Regions from separate parts of the Mus musculus genome. Here all the other regions are linked to region 1. The links are chromatin loops, found by intact Hi-C in ENCODE. Cell type or tissue: heart. All regions are shown on one strand. Region 1 holds the start of Bcas2 (breast carcinoma amplified sequence 2). Region 2 has its middle 20 kb from the start of Tspan2. Region 3 overlaps Nr1h5 (nuclear receptor subfamily 1, group H, member 5). Region 4 holds the start of Trim33 (tripartite motif-containing 33). Region 5 holds the start of Nr1h5 (nuclear receptor subfamily 1, group H, member 5). Region 6 holds the start of Nras (neuroblastoma ras oncogene). Region 7 overlaps Csde1 (cold shock domain containing E1, RNA binding).

Evidence for each region. Peaks named below come from ENCODE experiments on the same cell type or tissue, not always from the same donor. Only the 100,000 strongest peaks of a DNase experiment are listed, where the experiment ranks them.
Region 2: it touches region 1 in a loop (6-fold over the local background); 13 of 42 quality-filtered maps call a loop at or near these places.
Region 3: a loop joins it to region 1, with 4 times the contacts of the local background. A loop is called at or near these places in 2 of 42 quality-filtered maps.
Region 4: a loop joins it to region 1, with 2.9 times the contacts of the local background. A loop is called at or near these places in 8 of 42 quality-filtered maps.
Region 5: it touches region 1 in a loop (3-fold over the local background); 2 of 42 quality-filtered maps call a loop at or near these places.
Region 6: a loop joins it to region 1, with 4 times the contacts of the local background. A loop is called at or near these places in 15 of 42 quality-filtered maps.
Region 7: a loop joins it to region 1, with 2.7 times the contacts of the local background. A loop is called at or near these places in 4 of 42 quality-filtered maps.

Annotation. Positions count from the first base shown.
Region 1 is chr3:103,168,098-103,172,097 of GRCm38, reverse strand. It overlaps Dennd2c (DENN/MADD domain containing 2C), which reads right to left. Exons shown (of 19, transcript NM_001384113.1): 19 at 2,360-4,000. Bcas2 (breast carcinoma amplified sequence 2) reads right to left here and starts at 443. Exons shown (of 7, transcript NM_026602.4): 1 at 233-443; 2 at 58-150. The coding sequence starts at 325. In heart, CTCF peaks have their summits at 363 and 2,108 (motif pointing right); DNase peaks (open chromatin) are centred at 397 and 2,137; H3K4me3 peaks cover 1,100 bases; H3K27ac peaks cover 1,561 bases.
Region 2 is chr3:102,713,002-102,717,001 of GRCm38, reverse strand. No RefSeq gene overlaps it. Among named protein-coding and RNA genes, the nearest start is that of Tspan2, 20 kb to the left of the region's middle. In heart, a CTCF peak has its summit at 1,827; DNase peaks (open chromatin) are centred at 1,521 and 1,661; H3K4me3 peaks cover 470 bases; H3K27ac peaks cover 1,040 bases.
Region 3 is chr3:102,955,390-102,959,389 of GRCm38, reverse strand. It overlaps Nr1h5 (nuclear receptor subfamily 1, group H, member 5), which reads left to right. Exons shown (of 11, transcript NM_198658.2): 2 at 948-1,070. The coding sequence starts at 1,007. Among named protein-coding and RNA genes, the nearest start is that of Gm22826, 5.3 kb to the right of the region's middle. In heart, no CTCF peak of the experiment used is centred here; no DNase peak of the experiment used is centred here.
Region 4 is chr3:103,277,441-103,281,440 of GRCm38, reverse strand. Trim33 (tripartite motif-containing 33) reads right to left here and starts at 2,148. Exons shown (of 20, transcript NM_053170.3): 1 at 995-2,148. The coding sequence starts at 1,562. In heart, no CTCF peak of the experiment used is centred here; DNase peaks (open chromatin) are centred at 930 and 1,790; H3K4me3 peaks cover 2,996 bases; H3K27ac peaks cover 2,508 bases.
Region 5 is chr3:102,961,499-102,965,498 of GRCm38, reverse strand. Nr1h5 (nuclear receptor subfamily 1, group H, member 5) reads left to right here and starts at 1,366. Exons shown (of 11, transcript NM_198658.2): 1 at 1,366-1,411. In heart, a CTCF peak has its summit at 2,214 (motif pointing left); no DNase peak of the experiment used is centred here.
Region 6 is chr3:103,056,143-103,060,142 of GRCm38, reverse strand. Csde1 (cold shock domain containing E1, RNA binding) reads right to left here. Exons shown (of 19, transcript NM_001161854.2): 18 at 3,666-3,798; 19 at 1,957-3,257. The coding sequence ends at 3,210. It overlaps Nras (neuroblastoma ras oncogene), which reads right to left and starts at 1,858. Exons shown (of 7, transcript NM_010937.2): 1 at 1,703-1,858; 2 at 1,111-1,238. The coding sequence starts at 1,221. In heart, no CTCF peak of the experiment used is centred here; a DNase peak (open chromatin) is centred at 1,842; H3K4me3 peaks cover 1,750 bases; H3K27ac peaks cover 1,502 bases.
Region 7 is chr3:103,035,522-103,039,521 of GRCm38, reverse strand. It overlaps Csde1 (cold shock domain containing E1, RNA binding), which reads right to left. Exons shown (of 19, transcript NM_001161854.2): 3 at 632-830. The coding sequence starts at 830. Among named protein-coding and RNA genes, the nearest start is that of Csde1, 17 kb to the right of the region's middle. In heart, no CTCF peak of the experiment used is centred here; no DNase peak of the experiment used is centred here.

The sequences.
Region 1 (4,000 bases):
CCTCACTCCCGTATCAAAGTCCGCAAGCCTCCTGGCTTACTTCAAAGGCACACTTACTTCAAAGGCAGAATAATCCGGGGCCGTCAGGTAGCTCAGGTAGTTCTTGGTAGGTCGGTATCTGCGCGTCTCCTCCTCCACCAGGGCCGCCGCCTAAGAACGAGAACAGGCCAGGGTCGCGGCGGGAAAGGGCGGCGTGCCTTCGGCGGACCCGCCGCACATGACCCGCACTCACCGCTTCCCGCACGCCGGGTGCCTCATAGCCTTGGTCAAAATATGGTAGCGCATCTACCACCACCTCTCCGGCTACCAAGCCCGTGCCCGCCATCGCGCGGCACTAGGCTTCAAGAGCGCCTTCTGAGTCTGCGCAGCCTCGGTTCTAATTCCACTGCGCCTGCGCCTGGAATGACGTCACACACGCCGCTGCCTTTGGGGCTTCGATTCGGGCGCACGCGCAGTTGGTAATTATAGCCACTAGGCTCTAAGCCTAAGCATCACGTGCTGGCGTGCCGGGGTGCCTTTCTTTGTATGGGTGCCGTTTTTTTTTTTTTTTTTTTTGAAGGAGTGGGTAGGGCAGACTTCGGAAGAGGTGGTTGCTGGACTTGGCTGGAGGGGAGAAATATATTTTCCACATCCTTTAACCTTCCATTGTTTAGACTCACATAGTGCTGGGCTTCTAGCGCTCCCTTGCTTTATCCTCATTTCGCAGCCGGTCCCTTAAGAATGTTCTTTTATAGAAACTAGAAATGTGCGCCTATTTTCCAATTAAATTTTTAGATCCAACAACCTGAGGGGTGCGGCTCAATGGCAAAACCAGGTCAGTCCGCAGCACTGCAAACACCTCATCCCTTCCATGACTGTAATTATAACTATAAAATGCCTCATTTTAGAAGCTCTGCCTTGGAGTGGAGGCAACTCAGGGGAGAGCTAGAAGCCCAGAAAAAGGGAAACTCACAGGAATATGCTAGGGTGACCATAAGACTTGAAGCAACAGGGGATATAGGACCTGAAATGGCCACCTCCTGGAACCAGGCAAGACTTCCAATGGATTGATGGGGACACCAATCTACCCACAAAACCAAAATTTGTCCTGCTTACAAGATGTGTGGGGATAAAGATGGACTAGAAACTGAGGGGATGATCAAGGCCCAACTTGAGACTCATCCCATGAGAGCAAGCCCACCCCTGACACTATTAATGTTTTGCTACACTTCCAGACAGGAGAGGCTTCGCCCAACAGCTGCTGGAAACAGATGGAAAGATCCACAGCCAAACATTAGGCAGAGCTCTGGGAATCTTGTGGAAGAAGGGGAGGAAGGAATGAAGGAACCAGAAGGGTCAAGGACACCACAAAAAAAGCCATACAGAATCAACTAACCTGGTCCCGCAGGGGTTCACAGAGACTGATCCACCAACCAAAGAGGCTGCAATGGACAGTCCTGGATCCTTACACACATGTAACAGATATGCAGCTTCTGTGGGACCCCTAACAGCTGGAGCAGGGGCTGTCTCTGACTCTGCCTTTGGACCCCCTTCCCCTAACTGGGCAGCCTTGTCTAGCCTCAACAGAAGATAGGCCTAGTCTTACTGCAACTTGCTATGCCAAGGCTGATATCCACGGGAGGCCTCCCCTTCTCTGAGGAGAAAGGGAGAAGATGGGGAAAGGAGAGAAGAGAGGGAGTAGGAGGATAGGTGGGAGGGAAGGCTGTGATCAGATAAAATAATGAGAAAATCTTGCTATTTTTTGTCTTTAGGGCCTATACAAAACCCAATCATTTTTGCCTTTAGGATTTGTGGTAATAAAATATTACTCCACGTTGCCTCTCAACCCCTCAGGCTGTAGTTAGCATACATTCTTTGTAAAATATCTTCCAGACTAAGAGGTAATGAAAAAAAGATTGTGAGACTATATAAGCTATCCAGTGTACGTTCAACCAAGAGCTTTGGAAAAGTTGATCTCGGTTATAATCCTGGTTAGTCTAAGCTGGATTTGAGTATTTACGAATTTACATTGTGTAAATGTGCTGTTTATGGGTTTATGTAAAGTGTGTGTGTTGTGATTTGATAACTGCCTCTCATACATAGGCTTAGGGATTTGAACACTCAGTCCCCAGCTGGTGGCGCTGTTGCAGAGGTTTAGTTACTTTTGCTCTCTGCTTTCAAGTTGCCCTTTGAAAATGTGAACTCTCCCGCTACTGCCTTCATGCTTCTCCACCTGAATTAACTCTCAGCCCTGGAATGTAAGCCAAGGCAAATGTTCTTCTTTAAGTTGCTTGGTCAATGTTCTATCACTGCAATAGAAAAGTAACCACTACACATCTTATGTGCATTTGTTTTAAATTCTCCAAGAGATCTGTGGGAATTTTTTTAAAATGCCTTTATCTGTAAACATTTGATAGAAATATTGAACAATTCTTTTTACAAACGTATTTAGAATTCACAACATTTACAAAAACAAATTACAACAAACTCAAGGAAAGGAAGCAGCTTTAGATCTTAAGAAGGTTAAGACTCTCCCAAAAGCAGTCTCCCTGCAGAGGGACAGTCATGATTGACCACAGTAAACCCTCCTTCCCCATCTTATAAACAACCAGTCATGAATTGTTCCATCGGGATTGGAGTGTAGGAAGAAGGAAAGGAGAGAGCTGTCTGGGAGGAGCTCCCCTGGGTGAGCTGCACTAACATTTGAAAGGACAGACTCAGTTCTCTTCCCTGGACCCATGTGTGGGAACTATATTGCACAGCACCAGTCTTAAATGGATTCATTCAGACACCCTAGTATGAGTGACAATGACAATACTATACAAGTCAGTGAGTTGTATCCCAGTACAACAAACAACACTTTCCAAGTCTGAATGAGTATTTTCCATGCCAGGTAAAGCAGTGGGCAAAGGTTACAGAAAACAACTGACATTTACCACAACATTTCTCACTTATCAATGAAAACTGTACCCTCACTGACAAACTCCCTTTCCCAGGTGCTACTCCTACTTTAGATTTTCAGCATCTGGTTGATGAAGAGGCTTAGGAAACACTAAAAACTCACACCGATGTAAAAATAACCAGTGTGGCAGAGCACACAAAAGGCCCTGGGTCCTATCCCCAGCAGCAGAAGAAGAAACAAAGGAACAAACCTTGTCTAGACCCCCATAGCTTAACGTCTCATCAGAGCCAAAAAGGAAGCTCTGGTGTGCTCCACAGAGAACTTTAAACATCACTATAAAGAGTTCATTTACAGCTGTAGGACTAACCAGCTTTGTATGTGTTCATAAGTCAAGTGTTTGGCTTAGTTCTTTCTTGTATATAACTGGCCAAATTCCTTAGCTTCTCTGAACTCCAGTTTCTTGTAGAATATCATGAAGCTGATCTAAAGCTTGAATAAGATGACATGTAGATTATCACAGTGCTGCAAATTGTAAACACCAAAACTCAGATAGCTATGTCCTTAAAAGGACATTTTAATGTTGGCTCCATTCCATAAAGCATAATGCTGACATATGAGAAGCAAGCTATCCCAGCAGGACACGTGTTCTGAGGAGGCCATGCCTGGTGTCTGCTTTTTTTTTAAAGTTCTAACATGAGTGAAATTCTCCAAGATAGGACATGGGACAAAAGGGGGGTTTAATCAATGGTGACAGTACTGGAATTAGAAAGCACAAACCGTCCACGTATTTAAAGCAATATGATGCTTCAGTGATGAGAATCGTGTGACCATGGTGTCCTCCATGTCTGTCTCCCTAGTACCTGAAACTCTCATTATTCTCCTTATTTCTCTGTCAATCTCATCTTTGCATTGTTTTTAGGAACTCAACACCAAGTATTTCTGAGTCTTCTCCTTGTAAAGGACAACCACAAGCACAAAGCAGAGGCTCTTGCACCCATCAGTAACCAAAGATAAAACACCACTGTAAAATAACGAGCCCAGGCATGGCGGTGCACGCCTTTGATCTCAGCACTTGGGAGGCAGAGGCAGGAGGACCTCTGTGAGATCTTTGAGATTTGT
Region 2 (4,000 bases), 460 kb after region 1:
GAGTGTCTGGGAGAATGTGTATAGTTATGAAAACACCGTAGCATCTTCCATGTGAGAGTTGAGTACCTGCAGACTGGGCAGGATCCTGGGTCCCGTGGATGCTAAAGGAGGACTTTGTGTGTCTCTGGGTGAATTATCTGTTCATTGTTCACCTGCCTGCTGGTTGCTAAGCTGCACAAAGGTTCGACTCTGTGACTGGATTCTTGTGTCTGACATAGCACCCAGCCTGCACAAAACATTTTGCTGGGGTAAATGTGTTTATAAGGTTCATAATTCATCTGAGGTATGAGCCTGTGGTACCAGCTTTCTTCTCTCATGAAGAGAGCCAAGTGCCGTCTGTTCTCTTTGGGGCTTTTGCCTGTAGTGGACAGTGAAGGCTGCTGGCTTGATCAAACACGTACCATGGTTCTAGCAAACATGCTTCCCCCTTCCCGGTTGTGCCCTTGTTTGACTTCATTCTATACAACTTGATTAGGGTCTCCTCTTAAGTCCCATCTCATGATAGTATTATTATTATATCCTTGAAGGTAGTAATTAGAGTTATGAAGAGTCGTTTTTTCCTGGTTCTTTTCCTGAGTGGCTGGACTTTAGCTAATTCATTTAATCTCCTTGAATCTTAGTATTTTCATCCTTTAAATGATAGTGAAGTGTGTCTTGCTGAATATTACCTGTTTCTGGTAAATGTGCAAAGAAATGACTGTCAAAGCAAGCAGAAAACTGCTAAATGAGCATAAAATCCAAAAAAATTTATCATTTTATGACTTTTGAAATTCATTATAATGCCTGACACTTTGCAGGCACCAGCCAACTGGTGCGCCTCCATCTATTATTTAATGTGGTGAGGGGATATGCTATCACTTGTCACCACTAAGGACCCACTAAATCTCATCTCATTCCATCCCCCCACTTCTCGTTTGATGAAGAGGAACCTGAGGCTAGGAAAGGTTAAGCAACACATTCAAGGTCACACAGCTAAGAGCCTGTGCTCTCACGGGGTTCCCACATTTGCCTTCCTCTGGTCCCAGAACAGGGACAGCTTCTGGTCATGCTAAGAGGTAAAGGATTCAGCCAGCTCTATGAAGGTATTAAAGGCAGAGCTGGGACCAGCGCGAGGCCTGTCGGCTGTCGGTCCAGTGCTCAGCTCCGGCTCCCTTTCTGGCAGAGGTGGACACCTGAGATAGAAGGAGGCTCTCGTAGCTTCTTCTGTTCTCACCTCTTGGAGGCGTGCCTCTCACGGTCCAGGTTTCTTTTTTGTCATCGAATATATTTATATTTATATTCCTTTCACAAAGGAGAAAATGGGAGCATAGAGAGATCGCCTGAGCTTTTCTCTTCCAGGTAGAACACTTCCACATACTGCAGTAAGAGGAGAAAGCCGGATGGTTGGAATTTGAATATGAGGAGACACGTTAGTGACAAGCAGTAAGGCTGAACTGGAAGAAGCCAGCCAATCCCCTTCCACTTCCTTCCTGAGGTCTTTGCCTCTTCTGAGCTTGGCTTAGCCCTGACCGGAGTGAGCTCAGACACGACAGAAAGAAAGAGGAAATAGATTGTGTTTGTCTGTGGTGCTAGAGTAAGATACGGAGCAACAGTCACCCTAAAGGCCAGCCTGGACTTCCCCAGCTGACATTTGCTTTACTCGGGGGATCGATAATCTTGGCCGCAACACCTACAAAACCTGGGCCTGAGCTGCCTCCATTTCCAGCCTGCTTGGGTTTCAGTTCTTTCCAAGGTATCATTTCCTGGTTGTTTCTTTGGCAGTTTCTTCTGCACCGGCAAGGTTTAGTGTGCCCGGGCGTTTACCAGGTGTTGGCTCCCCCCTGCTGTCAGAAAGAAGCATTGCAAGGACTTGACAAGTTGCGTGTATCTCATGAACTCAAGAACTCATTGTCTGGGAGTGCTTGTCTCACGTCTCCTCAACAAGACATTGACTGTCCACGCGAGTGGGTCCAAGATCGGTAGCCATCAGTGCTCAGTTCACACTGCTGTTTATGCATTAAGGGAGTCGGTTTATGGAGCAATCAACGTGGTTTAGCACGCAATGCTTTCTAATTTCTGAGAACTTGGGCCTTTTGTTAAGGCCACTCCCAGCCTTCCTGGCCTCCTCTGAGCAGGCAGCATGGATACTTCTGATCGCGGTGGGAGCTGAATCCACCTTAGGTGCCTTGACACTCTCAGGCTTTTTACAGCAGGTCACCAGAGACTGGAGTCCCTTCAGGGCTGAGGAAGTGGAAGGGTTTCATCAGTCTACTGAGAGCTACCGGCCACTTGAGGTCCTCAGGGTTGGAGAGGCTAAGTTTCCTTCTTATTTACATTGCTGAACTGTCCTAGAGCAGTGGTCCTGGGCTCCTGTTACCAGCTTCAGAGGCTTGTCTCAGCCCTTAGGGCAGGGGCTCTCAGCCTTTGAATAGAGACTCAACCCCTTTCGCAGGGTCGCAGAAGACCATGGGAAGACGTAGAAATTTACATTACAATTCATAAAGATAGCAAAATTAAAGTCATAAAGTAGCAATAAAATAATTTTATGGCTGGGGGTCACCACACCACGAGGAACTGTATTAAAGGGTCACAGCATCAGGAAGGCTGAGAGCCACCGCCTTAGGAGGCGTCTACATCTTCAGCTCATGCTCCGTCTCTTGTCTGGGCTTCTTGTTTTCCTTGCCTTTCAGGTTCCCATGTTCTTAAAGTCCTAGAGGTCATAGGTTCCCCAAAGCTTCTTTCCAAAGAATAAAGGCCACCGCCCACTACTCTATATTGTAAGCACGCACTGTCTCTTGGGTTCCTCCTCATTTGTGTGACTCAAGCCTTTCTTACCCCCATAGGTACTACTCGGGACTCTCTCCCAGGGTGCATTGCTTCTGCTCCAGCTAGAATATAAATAGCTGGCTGCCAGTCCCTGGGCCGTCCCCTCAATACTTCAAACTGTGTGTGCCAGGGAGGGATTCAGCCAGGAGCGCACAGAGATGGCTCAGAGACTCCGGCTTTCCAATGGCCTGTGTCACTCAGCAGGCCCCGAGCATCTGTAGATTCTAAGCAAACATTTTATTTTGTCTTTGTCTGCATTATGACATGGTTTGTGATCCCCCCCCCCCACTTATCACATCTGCAGTGTGTTGGGTGTCTACAGTGTTGGAGATGAGGCTGGGGCTGACGCTGTATTCTGGACGATGTTTCCCACAGGTGATTTGTGCTTTACCCAGCACAAGGGCAGCTTCTGGTCAGGCAGAGAGGTAAAGGATTCAGGCAGCTCCATGAAGGTATTAAAGGCAGAGCTGGGACCAGCGTGAGGCCTGTCGGTCCAGTGCTCAGCTCTGGGCTCCCTTCCTGGCAGAGGTGGACCCCTGGGTCAGAAGGAGGTTCATGAAAGCCCCTCTCATCGAAGATGACAGAAAGTTTCAAAGGCAAATAAATATTCACTGGAGGCAAAGTGTGAACACTTCAAAGGAGAGTCACTGAAACATTCCCTTCGGGGGAGGGAGAGGGGGGGATGACACTTAGAGTTCAGAAATCCCAGAGGGTAGTGTGTCTGGCCAATCTCGGTAAGATGGGCAGGTACTTTCTCTTATTAATGTTTTGAAATCCCTCCTTTTTTTTTTTTCTTCTTTTACAAAGGGGAAAAAATGTTATCCTCAGGTCATGAAGCTGATGTGGGCTCAGGAAGCCTGTGATCACACACACACACACACACACACACACACACACACACACACACAAAGAGAGAGAGAGAGAGAGAGAGAGAGAGAGAGAGAGAGAGAGAGAGAGAGAGAGAGAGAGAGAATCAATGCTTCTTGATTTTATCCAGCTCCCAACCTTTTGTCCCTCTCAGCTATCCATCTGCTCCTCTCCCCTCATCCTTGGGAGCCTCTGCAGAGGTGCAGGTGACAGCAAAAGCTCTTCCTCAGAGGTGTGAGCTCACCTAAGTCCCCTGCCCCCACAGGACCCTCCTGAGACCCTTCCCTTTCTTTCAAAGCACCTTCTCTATTTCAGCCTTGCGTCTCCC
Region 3 (4,000 bases), 210 kb after region 1:
TCGTGTGTGTGTGTGTGTGTGTGTGTGTGTGTGTGTGTGTGTGTGTGTGTGTGTGCATGCCAGAAGAGAGTGCTGGATTGCCTGGACTGGTGTTGCAGGCAGTTGTAAGCTTGAACCAATCTCTGTCCTATAGGAGAGCAGCAAGTCTCTGAACTGCACAGCCATCTCTCCAGTCCCCTAGAGTAACAGTTTTGGGGACTCCATCACTGTTAGGAGCTGTGCTGAGTTTCTCAGACACCAACAGCTTTGTCCGTGCTACAGCTAAGGTTCAGAAAGGTGTAATAAGTTACCCAAAAGTAAGTGGTGAACTGATGTTTGAATTCTAACTTCAAATTCAGTATGCCTCTAATGGTTATTGCCAAAAACCAATTAAAGGCTGAGCAATAAGAAATTGGCAAAATTAAATAACTTGGTGTTTGAAAACATAAAAAAACTTATTGATTATAATGGAAATATAAGTCTCATCTATAAATTCTGCAAATTTCACTTTTTTCTAAAAAATTGCTAATATGTGTGTGTGTACATGTGATGTATGTGGGTGTGTGTGCATGTGTGGAACACAGGTGGAGGGCTGATGACAGCCTTGTGGCATTGGTTCTCTCCTCCCACCTTTTTGCAGGTCCTGGGAACTGAACTCAGGTTGCCAGGCTTCTGCTGCAAGCTTCTGTACCCCAGGAGTCAGCTAGCCAGCTTAAAGTTTTCATCAAAAAAAAAAAAAAAAAAAAGCCATTGTAACTTTTTGTTGTTTTTTGGCACAGTATCTTGCTATGTAGCTCAGGCTGGTTTTGAACTTACTATGTAGTCCTGGTTGTTTACAGTGACACTCTCCTTGCCTCAGTCTCTACAGTGCTGCAATCCCATGCATGTGCCTCCATGCCTGGCTTTACACTGTAATGTAATAAAGTCATAAGTAGTCTGATAATGTAAGTTACAATCCTCCCCCTTAGGTTTTGTTCTGAAAGTGTTTAGCATTGCTGAAGGAAACAACTAGAAGCTGGACCAGAGAATGGCAAATACCTATGTTGCTACGTCTGATGGGTACTACCTCGCTGAACCCACACAGTATTATGGTATGTAATAAAAATAAAATATTTTCTTTGTGTGTGTGTGTGTGTGTGTGTGTGTGTGTGTCTGGAGAGATGGCTCTGCAGTTAAGAGCACTGGCTGCTCTTCCAGAAGATCAGAGTTCGATTCCCAGCACCCACATGTTTGTTCATAACCATTTGCAATTCCACTTCTGGAGACTCTAATACCTTTCTCTGGCCGCCTCTAGTGCCAGGCACACAAGAAGTACACAGACATATATTAATGAAAAATTCACACACACCACACACACAAAATAAATAAGTCTAAAAAATACTGTATTCAGTTAAAAGAAGAATTAACTCACAAAAATTGAAGTTAGTTTTAAGGACAGATGGAGGCAAGCTTTTATGTCAAATTGTACATGAAACTTACAGTACTTATGGTTGATAGATTTTTTTTTTGAAGATTTATTAATGGTGTGTGTGTTTGCAGCTCAGGTTCCCATGGAAGTCAGAGGCATTGGATTTGCTTGGAGCTGGAGTTTGTGAGCTGCAATGTGGGTGCTAGAAATTGAATCCCGGTCCTCTGCAAGAGCAGAATACATTCTTTTCTTCTTTTATGCATTACATCGTGACCAGAGTTTCCCTCCCCTCCCCCCCCCCCGACCCCCAGTCTCTCCCCCTACGTCTCCTCTCCTCTAGATCCACCCCTTTTTCCTCCCATCAGAAAAGAGCAGGCTTCCCAGGGACATCAACTGAATGTGGCATAAGGAGTTAAGAAAAGACTAGGTGCGCATACCATCACATCCAAGCTGGACTAAGCAACCCAGTAGGAAGAAAGGGGTCCCACAAGCAGGCAAAAGAGCCAGAGACTTCCCTCCCGCTGCCACCGCGCACAGTTAGGAACCCCACAAGAATACATAGAACTCATTTGTAAAAGCTGAGCCTTGGCCGGGCAGTGGTGGTGCACGCTTTAATCCCAGCGTTCAGGAGGCAGAGGCAGGAGGATTTCTGAGTTGAGGCCAGGAAACAGAGAAACCCTGTCTCGAGGGGGGCGGGGGGAGGAGAGCTGAGCCTCCTCTCCAACACTTGAAAAAAATGATAAGATTTGTTTACTTATTTTTCTATTTTATGTGTATATCTGTGTGTGACTTTGTGAGTCTCTGTGTACCACGTGAGTGCAGGTGCTTGGGAAGGTGAGAAGCTGGGGCTACAGGCAGTTGTGAGCCACCCTGTGGATGCTGGGAATTGAGCCCTGAGCTCTTGGCGAGGGCTGCAAGGGCTCTTAGTTACTACTGGTCTATCTCCTCAGGCCTCACCTATGCTTGAAATGTTAATATTAATATAAATCTCATAAAGCAGAAAGGAATGGAAAAAAAAAGAATGCAGGTAGCACTAGAAATTTCTACACAAACACTATAGCAATGCTATAGATGTAATCTTACACACAGTTTTCAAAGGAACTTAAACTCTCATTCCACGGAGTGAGAAAGATTTGCTTTGGACAGTCAGCCAGCAAGGGCCCTTTTCTTTTTTAAAAAATAGGTAACTGCTTTACTGATTTTTTTCCCTGGTTGGTTTGTGGTGCTGGGGATTGAGCCTAGGATCTTGGCATGTTCTTCGAACACTTTACTAGAGAGCTATCGTCCCAGAAACATTTTTCTTGTATCGAGCTATTTGATTGTACCCTGCACTGGGGTTGGATGCTATTGGGCTGCAAATGACTTGTGGGGATGATTTTCAATGTTCTGTGGGATCTTTTGTTGCACCCTAAGATTAAAATTCCTGCCTTACCCTACTTCTCTATTATACCTTAAAGTTAGATTCTTGCCGAAACCTACTTCCTTATTATGCCCTAATGTCAGATTCCTGCCTGGGCTTATGTTCCTGTCATGGCCAATGCCAGACTCCTGCCAAGCGGCACCCAAAAAGCTCTCCACACGCTTTAAAGAAGTCCGACAAAAGGCTGTTTGCTCTTGTTTTGTTTTATTTGAAATGTGTGTTTTTTTTTTCCTTTTGGGGTAAGTTAATTTGTTAATTTATATTGTTTATAGCCTGGCTGTACTTTATAGCTATAACTGTCAAGGTTAGAGAGACAGGCGTGGCTCAGTAGGTGCTTGGAGTTGGATTGTTCTTCAGATAAAAGGTTTATCAGAGCTGGCTTCATGGTGGGGTCGGAAACAAATTCACAGGCTTAGGGAGCAAAAAGGACATCCTATTATTATTTTTTTTTAATAAAAAACATTTTTTGGAGACAAGGTCTTATTGAGTAAAGATGTTCTTTTAAGGTCCCTTACTGTGAAACTGGGAGAGGCAGCTGTTGTGCCCCCAGGAAATGGGTCTTAAGTTGACATTACCAAATTAGGCCAAGAGGCACTGTTCTATGTAGCATGAAATATTAAAAAATGCAATCCATGCTATCTCTGGCAAGGCACCGGCTAGCCTTGTTCTTATCTCATGGAGACTCTCTGACCAGGAGCTCTGAAATCTCTCCACCCAGCTTGCTAAATTCCCAAGGCAGGTCTCTGCCATGCCAGCCCCACACTTCCAAATTCCTGTGGCTGCCTGGGGTGCCACCTTTTGTCTGGAACTCAGTCAAGTTGCCGTGTGAAGGAAAACACCACACAATCTTGGTTTAGAATCAAAAGGCAACACAATCGTTGGGCACAGCAACTAACATTCTTATTAGATCCAAAAGGCTTACTATTGTAAGCCATTCTAAGTTAAATCCTGAACTGGAGGTCTCCACTACCTACATTTTTTGCTCCATCATCCTTCCAGTCCAAAAGCCTTTCTCCTCCCTTTCTCCTACTCGTCCAGTGATTGGTTTTCTTTGCAATCTTTATTCATTAGAAGGGTCACACGAAGTGTGTGATTCACTCCTTTTTCCAGGCAACCTCTCTTGGAGAAGCAGAATTATGATCAAAATACAAACAGCGCCATGGCTATGCACAACAGTTCTATGTGGGTTGGAC
Region 4 (4,000 bases), 110 kb before region 1:
CTATATAGAAACACTTTCATAATGGGCATGTAGTACCCTGCTAGAGTACTACACAAGAGATCTTTCTAGGAAACAGAAAAATCCAATATGGCATCTCAAATCCAAACACAGTTTCCAGAAACTGGAAGGATGGACTTCCTTAACTATGTAGCCAATTAATCCAATCTAACTTCCAGTCATCTTACATACCATCCTTTAGTTAGAGTTGTAGAAAGTGTCCTGTGCTGGGAATACTGTCCGCCCCCGCGAAGTGGTCACTCAAGCTTTCCAGCCAGGCCTTCCTTCTAATGCCACAACCATGATACCCACACCTCTACTGCTTCAGGTGACACAGGGTTCCACTACTGGACTGAAGGAGTCCTCACTGAGCATTTTATTCAGTTCTAGCACAGTGCCCTGAATACTTGAGCTATTAATGCATAACAAATGAAATAACATAAGCCCAACTCTCCCTGACACTCTTCCCTTCCAAGTTCCTCTCTTCATCCTCAAATCCCAGGATTTCCCCTTAACCACGCAGGCCCCTCACAACTAATATCACTTACCAAGCTCCTCATCGCAATGTCACCCTAGTGCCTTCTTCTAACCCAAGGACTCCAATGTCTTTTATTACCATTTAATCGGTAGCTCTTTCTCTTAACCGAACAGGCCAATAAGCAATCCATTCCAACCCCTAGCTATCAACACTGTCGGACCAGGCCTTCCCACCCCAACTCACTTCTCACGGAGGGTTCGGTACACCCCTTTTCTGTCTCTTTAGTCCACCCTCTGCAGAAGCGCCTCAAACCTCCCTCTCAGCATCCCCTCCCCCAGCCCCTCGCAGCCGGCACCCCTCCCTTCTCTCTCCCCATATCTCCGGCGGTGCAGCTTCTCTGGTAACCGTCCCCGGGGCCGTAGCTTTCGTCTCGGAGACCTCTCTGCACTGCACCGTCCGAGCACCCTCGGCACCCCAAGCCGCCACACCAGATTCTCCCGGGTGCGGCCTGCTGCTCACCTTGCTGGACGTCACCGTTGCTGCCCCCAGGGATGGGCACGCTGAGCTGGCGCTCCGGCTCCGGCAGACAGCGCAGGCAGAAGGAGTGCAGGCAGGGGAGCAGCTTGGGCTCCGCCTCGCGCCGGCTCTGCAAGCTCTGCTGACACACCGCGCAGGTGTCCAGAAGCGAGGCTGGTGGTCCGAGAGGTGGCCCCGACGAGGAACCAGGAGCCGGGGCGGGAGCGGGGGCCGGGGCCGGGGCCGGGGCCGGGGCCGGGGCTGGGGCAGCAGCTGGAGCCGGCGTCGATGCCGCGCCTCCGGGGACCGCGGAGCCCACTGAGGCCGCGGGGACCGAGGCGGCCGGGGCCGAGCTTGAGGAGGCCGCGGCCACCCCCCCGTCGTCGGGCCCAGCCGCACCGCCCTCCGCGCCAGCCCTGCCGCCTTCCTCCTCCTCCTCCTCCACCAGCACCGCGGCGAGAGGCGGCTCCGCCTCCTGCGCCGTGGGCCCGGCGGCCCCGGCGGTTACCGGCGCGCTACCGCTGCCCCCGCCGCCACTCTCTGCCTCACCGCCGCCTTTGTTTTCCGCCATGTTTTCCTCTTTGAACCCGCCGGACCGCCCCGCGCCGCCCGCCGCTCGCGCCGCCGCCGCCGCCCCCAGCCTCAGCCGCAGCCACAGCAAGAGCGGCCGCCGAGAGCGAGCGAAGTAGCGAGCGAGCGAGCGAGCGAACGCACGAGAGCGCGCGCGCACGCGGCGCCCCCGCCCTCGCGTCGCGGGGCGGGAGGGGTGGGCACGCGCACGTACGCACCGACGTCCTCCGGAGGGAGGCGGGAACTCCGGCCGCGCGCGCTCGCGGGACAGACCGCGATGCAGCTCCGCGCCTCGGTGTGGTCTGTTGCCACCCGGCTGGAGTTGTGTAGCTCGGTAGGAGCTGGTGGAACTGGGTCTCTATGATGTGGCTGCTAGCGCCGAAGCCGCGGTGGTGCGGGAAGAAGGGAGGGAAAACATGCAGGAGTAGGAGGCCGGCTTGCGTTCGCCCCCGAGCGAGCGTCTCCACGGCGACGCCATCCCCAGCGACGGGCGCGCCACCGCGGAAGCTTCACCTGTCGCGCGCTTGGTCGCGGAGGCCTCCTACCGAGGAGGTGCGGACCACCTGGGTCTTCGCTGGGTGTTGCTGGACCGCGTTCTCTAGAGGGCTGTGACACCCGAGAGCGGCTGCGCAGAGTTCCCCCCACCACGTACACACACACCCCAAAAGTCTCCAGATATAGGCTCCTGCGGTGAGACAGAAGTCTTCTAATAGCTATTTTTAGCTTCTTAAGGTGATTCTCCAACGTTGCTACATACCTGAAAGCCAATCAAATGAGCTTTTTTCTAAACAGAGATGCCAGGGCCACACCCCAAAACAGAATCAGGAAGTTGAAAACCAGATGAATGTTGAAAAGTCCCTGCGGCTGATGTGCCAGTTTGGGAGACCATGTTTCTAACCAATATTATATCCCGAGAATCTCACTCGGCGTCCCCGGGTGGGCCAGCTGACTGTCCTCACCACCTCAATCTTAGAAGCTTTATGAAAGGGTTTTGTTTTGTTGGTATCGGGCCTCTCCGCCTCAGGCTGCCATCAGACCTTCATTTAGCCAGTGCTGCCAGAACAAGTGTAACTTGATATAGTGCCCACCTGTAGTCACCTGCAGGGAGACTGCTGAGTTCCTGGCCAGCTTAAGCATCAGGCTTCATAGGGAGACCTTGCCTCCAAAAAGAAATGGGGGAGGGGAAATGATGTAAGTGCAACAGCTGTTTTAATGTGAGTCTCACAAGCCCGTCCTAGACCGTAGTTATACAGGAAATTTATTTGGGTGAGTTTTTAAATTCACAGAAAAGCGTTTTTCATCAATTCCTTCAAAATCTCTTCTGACTTTCGTGTTAAGATAGAAACGTTGGGGTTCCTGCAGGAGAACAAAGAAACTCTCTGCCTTCAAGAAGTTGACAGTTTAGAGGATGAACATGGAGAGTATGTCGGGGGAAATGATAAATGCTTTGGAGTAAAAATAAGGCGAGTGTAAAGGATTTGTGCTGATTGAGCAAGGGCTCTGCTGATAAGGTGAAGAAACCTGGCTTGCACAAGAGTATTCCAGACAGGAGCAGGTGGCAAAAAACAAAGGGCCTAAGGCAAACAGAGACCCTGGAATTAGTGTGAGAGGAATGGCTTCAACAAGGAAAGGAAAAATAGGAGATAACACTTGTGGTCGTTTGAATAAAAATGGCCTCCATGTGGCCAGGCCTGGTGGCCCACGCCTTTAATCCCAGCACTCAGGAGGCAGAGGCAGGTGGATTTCTGAGTTCGAGGCCAGCCTGGTCTACAAAGTGAGTTCCAGGACAGCCAGGACTACACAGAGAAACCCTGTCTCAAAATAACCAAAAGAAAAAACAAAAACAAAGAATGGCCTCCATAGTTTCATTTATTTAAATGGTTGGTCACCTGGGAGCAGAACGGCTTGAAAGTATCAGGAGGAAGTATGTCACTGAGGTGTGCAAAGGTATGCAAAGAACACATTAACTTCCATATGCTTTGTCACTAAGTTCAAAAACCACAAGTATCAAAGAGAACAGGATTTCTGCATCTAATCATTATCTACCAGCTTTTCTGTATTTCCAGGACCACGGAGGAGGACATTGGTATTCCAGTAATAAATACAACAGTACATAAGCAGAAATTTCCAATTTACAAAGTGCTTTCAGACATATCCCTAACTTTTTGTTGTTGCTGTTGTTGTTGTTTTGGTTTTGTTTTTGGCTTTGGTTTTTCAAGACAGGTTTTCTCTGTAGCCCTGGCTGTCCTGGAACTCACTCTGTAGACCAGGTTGGCCTCAAACTCAGAAATCTGCCTGCCTCTGCTTCCCAAGTGCTGGGATTAAAGGCGTGCGCCACCATGCCCGGCATCCCTAACTTTTGCAATTAATAAAATATATACTAGCTTAAATAATAAGTAGATTTTTAATATTATATAAATATATTATAATGCATTGGCT
Region 5 (4,000 bases), 210 kb after region 1:
ACAAACAAACAAACAAAAATAAACACAAAAAAGACAAAACAGAAAAACAAACAAGTTGGTCCAGCAGGGAACAGTGTTGCAAGCCTATAATTCCAGAGATTGGGAGATGGAAGCAGAGGGATCAGAGGTCAAGGTTGTCCTGAGTAATATTGCAAGTTTGTGGTCAGCCTGGGCTGTATGACGCTTGGACTCAATTTAAAACAAAAACAAAGATGAAAGCAACACAGTTTAATGTGCCATGACTTGGAGATTTCATCAGGAATTCTTCCTTGTGGAAACAAGGAACTAGAATTCATCATGAGTGTAACAACTGCAAACTCAGACAAAGCAGATGAGGCCTTCCGTCAGAGAAGATGTGACCAACAAAATCAGAGTTTAACAGTGAAACTGTGTAACCATGCCTCCCAACAGTGCCTTAAAGCAGCAATTCTCAACCTGATTCTCAGCGATTCGACATCCTTCAGGGGTCCAATGACCCTTTCTTAGTTGCCTAAGACCATCAGAAAACAGGGATATTTATGTTATGGTTCATAACAGTAGCAAAATTACAGTTATAAAGTAGCAACAGAAATTATGTTATGGTTGGGGGTCACCACAACCATATGGGGATGAGTCATGAGATTAGTGTCCAACACACTTGGTTTATATAAGTGGCATCTTACAAAACAATAGTAAAGCTATTTGCTTGGACTTTCATGGAATCTCATCTCTTACTAATTAGCTATGAGAGCCTAAGCAAGCACTAGAGTCTGGTGTTTATTTATTTATATTACATTTTTTTTTTATGGAAGAGGAAGGAAACACAGGGTAATATATACACTGATCAGTGTACTAATTTATAAACCATTATCCATACATTTAATTGGTGAGGCAACTTCTTTTTCTGTAGGAAAAAAGAAGATACAGTACAAACAAATTGAACTGTCCCAGCACCTATGTTAATGGGTTTTTCAATCAATGTGGACCCCTGTTCTTTCTGTACAGCTCTCCCTACTTCTGCATACATTACTTACTGGTTTGCAGAGACCCAATGTTTTATAGCTAAAGTGGAAGAATATAAAATTCAGAACACAAAGCATTTGTTAAGTAAACAGTAAGAAGCTCTGGAGAGTGGGACCTGCAGGTCCCAAAGGCCTCAGTCCCTGATGGACCGGTTATATTTTGATTTATGTCAGCCTGTAATTGCCCTGTTTTAACCCAAGAGAGGACTGTGTGGGAAGTTTGTCTGTGAGATAGAGCTGAGGCACTGCTCTGCAGAGTGTCTGGAGCCTAAGTGGATGCAACGTCCCCTGTCCAGCCTCTGATAAGCAGGGAAGTGCCTGCTCTGCCCAGCTGGGAAGTCAACGGACTTGCTACATTTCTCTTCTCATTCCATGAGGAGGAGGGCAGACTGCAGGAACACTACCCAATTGTGAGTATTTGTTTTCTCTAAAATAAGACAATTTAAAAATCTTCTGCTGTCTGAATTAAATACGAGTGTTAATTTCATTGTTGCTTTGGGTGTATACTAAACTGTACAGTGTTGTTAAAAAGACATTTTTGAGGGCTTTAACCTCTACCACCACAAGTTCTTATTTTGCAAAAATGAGTGAGCTGATTGTTATTTAGAGGTAAACCCTGAAAACCACTTTCCTTAAAAATAAGAAATTGTGTGGACTGCAGAAGATTATAAAGTAATTTCATTCTTGCCGATAGAAGCTCAGAGGGATTTTGGAGTGTTAGTTGAACTCAGTTGACAATTGACCTGTTAATGTGATCCATCCAGGGATGATGCTCACTGTCTCACTTGCTGAGTGAAACCTGTTTTTAAATCATGAGCTCACTGATAATGTGCTTTGTCCTGAGAGGCAAGAGTATAAGTAGATCCAACACACCATGAAACTTATGCTGTATCTGACACGTCTGTTGAAACTGTTATGATGATATAAAGACTAGACTAGAGAAATACATACAAATTGTGTTCCTGAAATATAGAATGTATTAATTTTATAGTTTCAGTATTTTTAATATTAGCATGTTTCCTCTTTTGCTATCATTATTCATCCATAAAATTTATTTGAGAGAAAACGAATCAAATCCCTTTATTTTTCAAAACTACATGCACAACCTTATGGCCCTTTTTGCATGAAATATCTAGACTAGATGAATCTGTTGAAAAGGGAGGAGACACGATGACAGGTGTTTGGGAAAGGAGGTGAGGTGTGACCCCTGCTGGATTTGAGGGCTGAAGGCATCAGGGGCTCTGGAGTTGTGTGGTGATGACAGTTGTATTAGAAGTGAATATTTTGAATTCTATAGTTAAGGTTGAGTTTCATGAGTTAATTATATGTCAATAAGGGCTAGCGAGATTGCTCAGCGGTTAAGAGCACTGACTCCTCTTCCAAAGGTCCTGAGTTCAAATCCCAGAAACCACATGGTAGCTCACAACCACCCATAATGAGATCTGACACCCTTTTCTGGTGTGTCTGAAGTCAGCGACAGTGTACTTATATATATAATAAATAAATCTTAAAAATTTATATGTCAATAAATTACTATCAAAACTATAGGTTAATAGTCCACGTTGGCAAGAGTCTTCTATATTCTAAAGTAAACTCTCATAGAGGAGTTAATAAACCTTATTTTCTGTTGTTCAAAGACATTCTCCTGATTTTCTCTGACTAGGGTAAATTTTGACTGGGAACCTTGGCTCAAAGGTGCATCAGCATGAAAAGTCTTATTTTTTTATTTTTATTTTATTTTATTTTTTTTTTTTTACAATTTTTGCATCAGAGAATAACTTTGCCATGTAAGCCATTTTTTGTAATGATATGGTTTTTTTTAAGAGGTACTATGGAAATGAAAACATTTTTCTTCTGAAGCAATCGACTCCATTTATTCAGAATTCAGGTGATACACGCTATAAGAGTAGATCTCAACAGTGTGAACCTCCACTATGTCACCTAGTTTTCCAGAGTCAGGGTTTCTTCTTCCTGTTAAAACTCTACACAGACAAAAATCTTTGAGACCAATTTTTTGGTTAAGGAGAAGGAAATGCAAAAGCATTTGTAGAATTAAGCATATTTTTAGCAGAATACCTACCAGTGACAATTTTTGAAAAGTACACTTTTTAGTAAGTTATAGATATTAAAGGAAAAACAGATTTTGTCCATATCAAGTTGCTCATCTTGATAAAAGGTCCTGTTTTAGCTAAGCTATTTTGTTTTAAATAAATATTTACACTAGGAAAGATAACAAGACAGAGTCCTTCCAGATCCACAGGGCCCTTGCTCTCTAGCAGGGCAGAAATTTTCTCATGCCTCTAGTTTACTAGAAATCTACTTGAGTGTTTTAAACATTATGTTATGTTTGTTTGTTTATTTATTTATGTTTGTGAGTGTGTGTGCGTGTGCAGACTCATGTGGCATGAAGTGTGTGAGGAGGGTAGAACACAGCCCTGGAGAGGTGGTTTTTCTTTGCATCATGCGGTGCCAGGCATCAGGCCATCACTCTCCAGGGCAAGTGTCTTCACACAAAGCTGTGTCTCATTAATACTACAGCATGTTTTAAAATTCATTTTATTCATATTTTATTTTTGAAAGTTTTATTTTGCTATATATGTACCATACTCCTATTAAATATTTTAAGAACTTTGTTATAAAACCTTGTAAATCAAAAAACATTGCAGCATCAAAAAAAACCCCAACACCCAAAAAAGACCTCAAACACCTCCCTCCCCAAGTTGTAGCAAAATTAAATATGAAAGGTCTGGAACTCTGTGAAAATTTTGGGGTAGAAAATGATGCAAGTGCCAGGTGTGGTGGCACACGCCTTTACTCCCAGCACTCAGGAGACAAAGAGGCAGATCTCTGAGAGTTCAAGGCCAGCCTGGTCTGCAAAAATGTGTTCCAGGACAGCCATGTGGCTACATAGAAAAAAACCTGTCTGGAAAAACAAAACTAAAAACCAAATCAAACAAAACAAGAGAAAAAAAAAAAGGGATGCAAGTATTCCTGTGAGC
Region 6 (4,000 bases), 110 kb after region 1:
TTATTTAAAACCAGAGAAATGTAATTAACCAGGATGAATACGCCTACCTATGTGATTTACCCTCAACCCGCTAACAGTAGCATGAATAGCAAACAAACATACACATACATAATCACACGCATGCATGCACACATGACATAAGGGCAGGTGAATTTATATCTGTGAGTTCAAGTCTCAGGCCAGCCAGGGTAGTGCAGTGAGACCCTGTTTCAAAAAAAAACAAAACAAAAACAAAACCAGCCTGAGTTATGAGGTTAAGACAAAAACAAAAAACAAACAAACAATAACAACAACAACAACAAAAACAAAAAACCAAAGAAAACAAAACCACTAATAAAAAATAACAAAACCAGAAACATCTAGTATGGATTTATGGCCAAATTCTTATTTTTATTATATAATAGTCCAAACTTAGAAGACCTTATCTGTGGTTTTGGAAATGTGCTTATATTTTGTTTCATGAATATATTAAAATGTAACCTGTGTAGACATCTGAATTTAACTAACATTCCTGTGTGTTAGAACAGGTTTACACATGAAAAAAATATTTGGTTTTTGTAAACAGGGCCTCAGTAAGTAGTTCAGGCAAGCCTAGAAATTGAAACCTCCTCCCTCAGCCTCTTGAATGCTTACAAATTGGACTTATACATACCTGCACCATTAATCCCAGGGAAGTGATAGAAATTTAACGTCATATAGAAATATGAGACTTGTAAGGATTTAGGTGATTTTCCTCAATATCCGTAACTAAATTGTGAAGAAATTCCTAGATACAATGACTCAAAATCTCAACTTGTTTCTACCCCAACTCAATCTGGACTAGATCAAAAATGACAACTTCAGACTATCCAGAGCTCTGAGTTCTCTATCCTCACTGTATGATCGCCTACAATCTTTTTCCTTGTGACCTACGTTTCTATTAAAGAGCTGTGACATAAAGAAACAATGAAAACTGTGTTCTTTTAAAAGGAAATCCTCAGTAAGCACGAACTTGTTTACTGCTTTTTTGGAATACCTCCTTGCTTTCTCTTCTCTTTACTTTCAAAGAGCCGTTATGGGCAAGAGAAAGCCCAAAGTGAGGATAAGGGCCAGGCAGGGGCTGGGCCTCACCTCTATGGTGGGATCATATTCATCCACAAAGTGGTTCTGGATTAGCTGGATCGTCAAGGCGCTTTTCCCAACACCACCTGCTCCAACCACCACCAGTTTGTACTCAGTCATTTCACACCAGCAAAAACCTGTAGAAAAGCAGCAATTACGATTAAACTGGCAAACCAAACCTACAATACTTCAAGGGCTTCTATGAGTTTACCAAACTCTTCTGTTTCTAAGGCACCCATTCGATACACGTGGCCTTCCACTAAGTTCTCAAAGTGATTCAGAAACATAGCATTCCTTGCAGATGAGTGCGGGCCAGATTATTGGATTAAAGACCAGCGACTATTTTTTCAATCTACTCGGCCCCGCCCTCAGTTTACGGGAAAAGAACCCCCCTCTTCCAATTCCTGCAAACCCAAGCTCTGGGGTCCGCCTGGCACAACCACTTCCCGAAACTCCCCTTTCCGGCTCCGAAAATCACCCCAGAGCCAGCCAGAGTCCCCCACCCAAGCCTTTGTTTCAGCTCGCCAAGTCTCCGCGTCTCCCCGCCCCGCCAGGCGTTCACACGCTGAGAAGTCCGACGCCAGGCAGGCCGGAGCTTTACCTCAAACTCCGCAGACCCCGCCTCGGGAGGCTTTTGGACTTCAACCTGAGAAGCTGTTGGAGACCCCGAAACCGCCATGAACAGCCCCCGCCAGGGAGCGGCACTTCCGGCCCCACCCGCTACGTAATCACTAGGCGCCCAAGGCGCCCCAGTCCCCGCCCCAGCCACGTGGGCCGACGACTAGAGTCTTGCAGCCGGCCGCACCCAGTCCAGCCCCGCCCCGCCCCCATTTCAATAATGAAAGCGCTAGGTGCTAGTGTCTCAAAAATCAGTAAAACTTTATTCGCTTCCATTCTTTCGCCATTAACATAAAACCGGAGAAAGCAAAAATGTTTTGTGTTTACAAAGATAAACGGCCTCTTTACCCAGAGTTCAAAACCTCAAATGACAACGGGGAAGATGAAAGCGCCCTCCCCGACAACCCCTGAGCTGACCCTTGTCATTGTTAGACAAAAAGCCTTCACTCCACTTGCCAGGGACCCTGTTTGGGGCCAATTCAAGATGAAGGCCGAGAAATCAGGCCAATCCGTTCCCGTGATACAAAGTTGAACAGAAGCTACACCAAGGATCAAGTGCCTGTATTGAACAGGGCACTGGAACCACGGGGCTATTTATTAAAAAAAACAGGATTCATTTCAGGCACAACTTTTTTATTATTATTATTTTTTTGTTCATTTTGTTTTTAAATCAGTAAAAGAAACTGGGTCCTAGAAGCTGCAGTGATCTAAGCAGCAGCAATTTTGTGCATTCGTCTTTTGTTTAAATATGTTTAAATTATCACACTGCTGGCACACTTCATTTGCATGAAATTCTGCACCACACATACTAATTGTAGTAAAGTTATTTACCCCCCCCATCCCAGGAAGAAAAAAAAAAAAAAACTACTCGGGAAGATAATTTTCACTGAAATGTAATCAAACTTCGTTAAGTGGATTGTGACAAGATTATAAATGATATGAAAATAACATTTTAACATTTGGCCATCAACTTAAGAATATCGTTTGCTATATAAATTTTTGCAATTTTTAAAGGTAATATATTCTACCTTCATATGGTCCTCAGAATTAAAGCATAATGAACAGGGAAAAAATAGGAAAAGAATGCAGCTGAGTGTTAAGTCATGAAGGTAGAGTATATACTGACTAGAGTGCAGAATTTCATAGGGCCAACAAAGTAACAGTCTGCATTGTTCACTTACACAGGCCAAGTGGAATTTGCAATTACCAGTTGCGTTAAATGCACCAAATAAAGCTCCTAAATTGACACTATAAGGCGCCACCTTTAAGTTTTCCAGGCTGCAACTGTGCATAATTTTAAAATGGTTTCTTAAATTTATTTATTTTTTTCTTTAAACATAACACGAGGAAGGTGTTAAAACTGGTGTAATAGCTCAATAGAATAAGTATTCCAGATTTTGGGAGGGATGAAGAGAAAGATATTCAGAACCCTTCACCAGAATCCCCCCAACTCGACCATAGTGAATTAATGATGTGCTTTGTGGACGTGGTTAGTCAATGACACCAGCTTGACGGATCTTTCTTTCTGCACCAAATCCCTATGAAGAAATATAACAGTTAATGATTTGAGTGTATTGACAATCACAACATACAATTCTAAAATCAACTATGAAAGTATTTATCATATCCACTACCAATTCTCTCCTAAGAGTAAGAAACTTATTAAATAGAATATACCAAGAAATGCACTTCTTGGTGTAATCAGTTATCCTACCATGGGCAAAGCAGAGAGTGGGGAGTTCAAGGCCACTCTAATCTACATATGAGACCCTATCTCAAAACGGAAAGAAGTGCTTCTTATAGAAAGCATCTACTCTATTAGGGTCTGAATTAATGTGTTAGGGAGTCCAAATTAGTGATAAGCAACCCTTGCTTGCTTCACTAACTTCTTTAAGCTCAAGTAAGATTATTAGTTGACCTCCCTCACATCCCTAATGAAATCATACCATTGAGTTATCTGGTCCCCTTGGCTGACGAAGAACCATTAGACGTGGAGCACTGGCATCATCCAGGGTGATGTTCTTTAGGCGATTGACCAACCGGTCAGGTCGAGGAGCTGCAACAGCTTTGGGGCCTTCACTGTAAGAGTGAAAGTGAGAAGAACCAACAATTGCTGGGAAGAAGGCAAGCAGTTGTATGTTCCCTACCCAAATGACTCACTTTTAATGAGGGAGACTCTTCTTGCCTCATCTTAGCTAGCAAGACAAGACAGACAAGTTTATATATACTTCCCAGCTCAGAGTTTCAACAGCATTGGAGCTATAAAGAATCCTAGACTTGT
Region 7 (4,000 bases), 130 kb after region 1:
ATCTATAAAATGGAATAATTTCTAACATACAATATTGCTGAGAGGATTAAACAAAATAATGCTAAACAGCATGCACCCCCAGCATCTGGTACACACCAAATACTCATGTTAGCCACAGCTCTAAGTTCATTCTCAAGAATATTTTTATGTGAATCAGAGTTTTGCCTGTTTGTTCGTATGTATGTATGCAGACAACATTTGGTGACTGGTGCCCACAAAGGCCAGAAGAGGCCATCAGATGCCTTGCAACTGAGTATGTATGCGCTGAGGTTGGTGCTAGGAACTGAACGTAGGTCCTATACAAGAGTATCAAGTATTCAAACTACTGTGGCATCTTTCTAGCCTCTTGGGATTTTTTTTTGTTGTTTTAGTTTAAGAAATCTTATAATTTCATTCCTTTAAATCTTCTAAGTATCTAAAGAAAAAAAAAAAACAAACCTCAAATATATCTTTTTACCAGTTAAGTTTTTCAGATCTCAAAATGACATTGCCATAGTAAAAATTAGGGCACATATTTCAGTAGTAAGCAAAACTAATATGTTCATCTTTTCTGGCTTATAACAGACTGAAAAGTCCTATCAGGAACAAGCAGACACACAGTAGAAAGTTCAAAAGTGAGCTGACAGATTACCTCCTACTTTTAAGTCTTGGAGGTTGCCATTATATTGTGAACAGTGGAAGAAAAGTCTAGCTTGCCGTTCTGAACACTGAATGAATCCGTAAGAGGTCAAGAGTTTTTCAATAACCCCAGTTTCACGAAGTGCTGCTGAAGTACCATTGGGGTACCCATTGTGTCCATTGTTGTGGAGAAGGTTTGGATCAAAGCTCATCTGTTTAAAAAAAAAAAGTCAATATATATAGATCTATGTATACAAAACAAAAAAAAACCCCAAACAATACTAACACTAGGTAAAACAACACTTAGTGAAAGTTCTTAACATTAACTTTAAATTACTGAAGCAATTTTAAAATAATAGTGGTTAATATAAAAACTAGTAACCTAGAATTACCAGATTAAGAAAATATCTTAATACTATTTGGTAAGTCATGCAGATTAAATTCATAAAGTTAGCAGAAATTAACACAATAAATGTCTTATTCAATATTTAATTCAAATTTAAAAATTGTAGCACAACACACACTCAAGTCCTTAGGGAAAAAATTGAAAATTATGAGGGAAAAAAATTTGAAAATTATGAGTCAAAAATATCTCCAATACAAATTCCTAGCCATAGAGTTGTCTAACAATGTTTAGTTAATTTCTAAGGACATTCAAAACCTTTTTCTTGCTAAGAAAACACTGATATCTCTAATGTCATCTGTTTCAATGATCAATTCTGAGCTATATAATAAAGCAAATGAAACATTCTCTTCAGTGAAAAAGGAGTTACTGAAATACAATACAATACAATACAATGCAATCTGTTTAGGTCAAATACTTTTTTACTTTGGTGATTTCATAAATCATAAAAATGAATTATTTGTTAAGTTTGAAAGAAGCTAAGGGGCTAGAGAGATGTCTCAGCGGTTAAGAGCACTGACTGCTTTTCCAAAGGTACTGAGTTCAATTCCCAGCAACCATATGGTGGCTTCATAACCGCCTGTAATGGGATCTGAAACCCTTCTCTGGTGTGTCTGAAGATAGCTACAATGTACCCATATACATAAAATAAATTAATCCTAAGAAAAATAAAAAAGAAGCATAAGATGGAATAAGCATCCAAAAAAGGCTGAGTAATTTACCACAGAAGCACTAGCTCTAAGTCTTTACATTAACTTTAAAAGTCCCTTGCATTGAAATTATGACATAAACATTTCTAGCTCCATGAAATGTTGGGCAATTATTAAAAAAGATATATCTTCAATGACCAATATTCTTTATTATGTGAATGATGGGAGTTTCGTCTACATGTATGTCTGTGTATCACATACTGCTTACTCTCCATAAAGGCCGGAGTCCAGCAGTGGATCTGCTGGAACCAGAGTCACAGACAGGTGCGAGCTGCTAGGTATTGAGAATCAAACCTGGGTCCTTGGAAGAGCAGCCAGCACTCTTAACCACTGAGCCATCTCTCCAGTCCCAAGGACCAAAATTCTTGAAAAATAAATGGTTAAGTAAGGTGGTGGTGGAACAAGCCTTTAATCCCAGCATTGAGGAGACAGGGGCAGGTGGATCTGAGAGAGGTCCAAGCCACCCTACTCTACAGAGTAAATTCCATAAGAGGCAGAGCTACTGAGAGAAACCCTATATTAAAGGGAAAAAAAAGATAAACCGTTAAATAATACACTAATACATGGGATGTCCAAAATATGCAAATCAATGCACACCCGTTAGTAATTGGGTTCTATTTCCTTTGTATTAGCCACTGTTCTGAAATGTATTAACCTAATTTTCACAAAAACAATACACTATGCCCATTTTACCATGTAGAAAACAACCACTGGCCGAAATTCACTGATAGACAACTCAAACGAGGTCCACCTCCACACAACTGGCTTTAAATTCTCCAACTAAAGCCACTTGACAATTTAATTAAAACAGCAGAGTCAGATTCAGTGAAGATAAGGGTATAAACTCTCCTCTTCCAACAAGATCTAAGGCAAGCAATGCTTCTTCACTCTTTAAGACATTTTTACAACAGCAGGGTCCGAAAGTTAATCTTTCAAAAGTCAAAGTCAAAGAAATGATTAGGAAGCTATAAATTGAGCCTACTGGCACTTCAACCAGACGACGTGGCCCCCATAAGCCATGCGTGTAACACAATGCAAGACAAACTGAATCACTCCTTTCCTGACTTACAGATCTCTGATATGTGGGGGTCCTCTTTTGTTTTTTTGTCCAGGATGAGGTAGATGATGAAGATAAAGGTAAAGAAAGTGAAGGAGGGGCTGCAGGAGTGGGCTGAGGATCTGATGACACGGTAAGCATGTTCTCCATGTCAAGCAGCTGTGACAACATAGCATAATGTTTAACAAGTACAAGAGTAAATAAACGTCCAACTGAAAGGTTCTCTCAGATACATTAAACAGTCCTGTGTTATAAGGAACTTTACAAACGTCTTAAGAACACTAGTGGCACAATGCTAGCACATGCTTTTCATCCCTCATTGGTGGAGGCAGAGGCAGGCAGATCTCTGTGTTAAGAGGCCAGCCCGGTCTACAGAGCAAGTTCCAGGACAGCCAGGGCTATACAGAGAAACCCTGTCTCAAAAAACAAAACAAAAAAAGAACTTTAGTGGCTAATAAGGAGACCACTGTTCCAAATTTCTTTTCAATTTCCAAACAGTAAACAGAATCTATTATCAATTATAGCCCAATGGAAAATAGAATACTGCATTTATGGTTCTGCCCAAGATAAAAATTAGTTTCTATGAATATTACTATATGATATGAATATGAGCTATATAAATGTAGCTTATATCTCACTAAACTGATATATCAAATATACTTCTTATATAACTTAATATTACTGAAAATTAAACTGCAAACTCACTAAGTTGACAGTGAAGTCTCTTTCTTATTCATTTGTTCTCAGTATACTATAGTTGAAATATACTCGAATGAATGGCCCTACACATTTAGTTATCTAGGCTCGACTCCATAGCAGAGGCACTGTCAGCAGAAAGAAATGTATATATATGGAAGGCAAGCAAAGCACAAGCAAAGCACATGGACATCAACACGTTTATTCCCAGAACTAACTATTCAACCTCATTATGAAAGACATGACTATTTAATAAGATCTAATGTATAAGCCGGACTTATATTAGAAACATTAAAACACACTCCATAAATAATGCCCCTGAGATAATTTATAATAGGATGAAGTTTAAAACAAAACAAAGGAAAAATAAAAAGTCAAGCATGATAGCTCACGTGTATAATCCTAGCATTTGAGAGGCTAAAGCAGGCGTATTACTGAGTTGGGGGCCAGCAAGTACTATAATAAAATCCTGTTTTACAAAACAGGAGAAAACAGCACAACAAAAACAATCCTCCA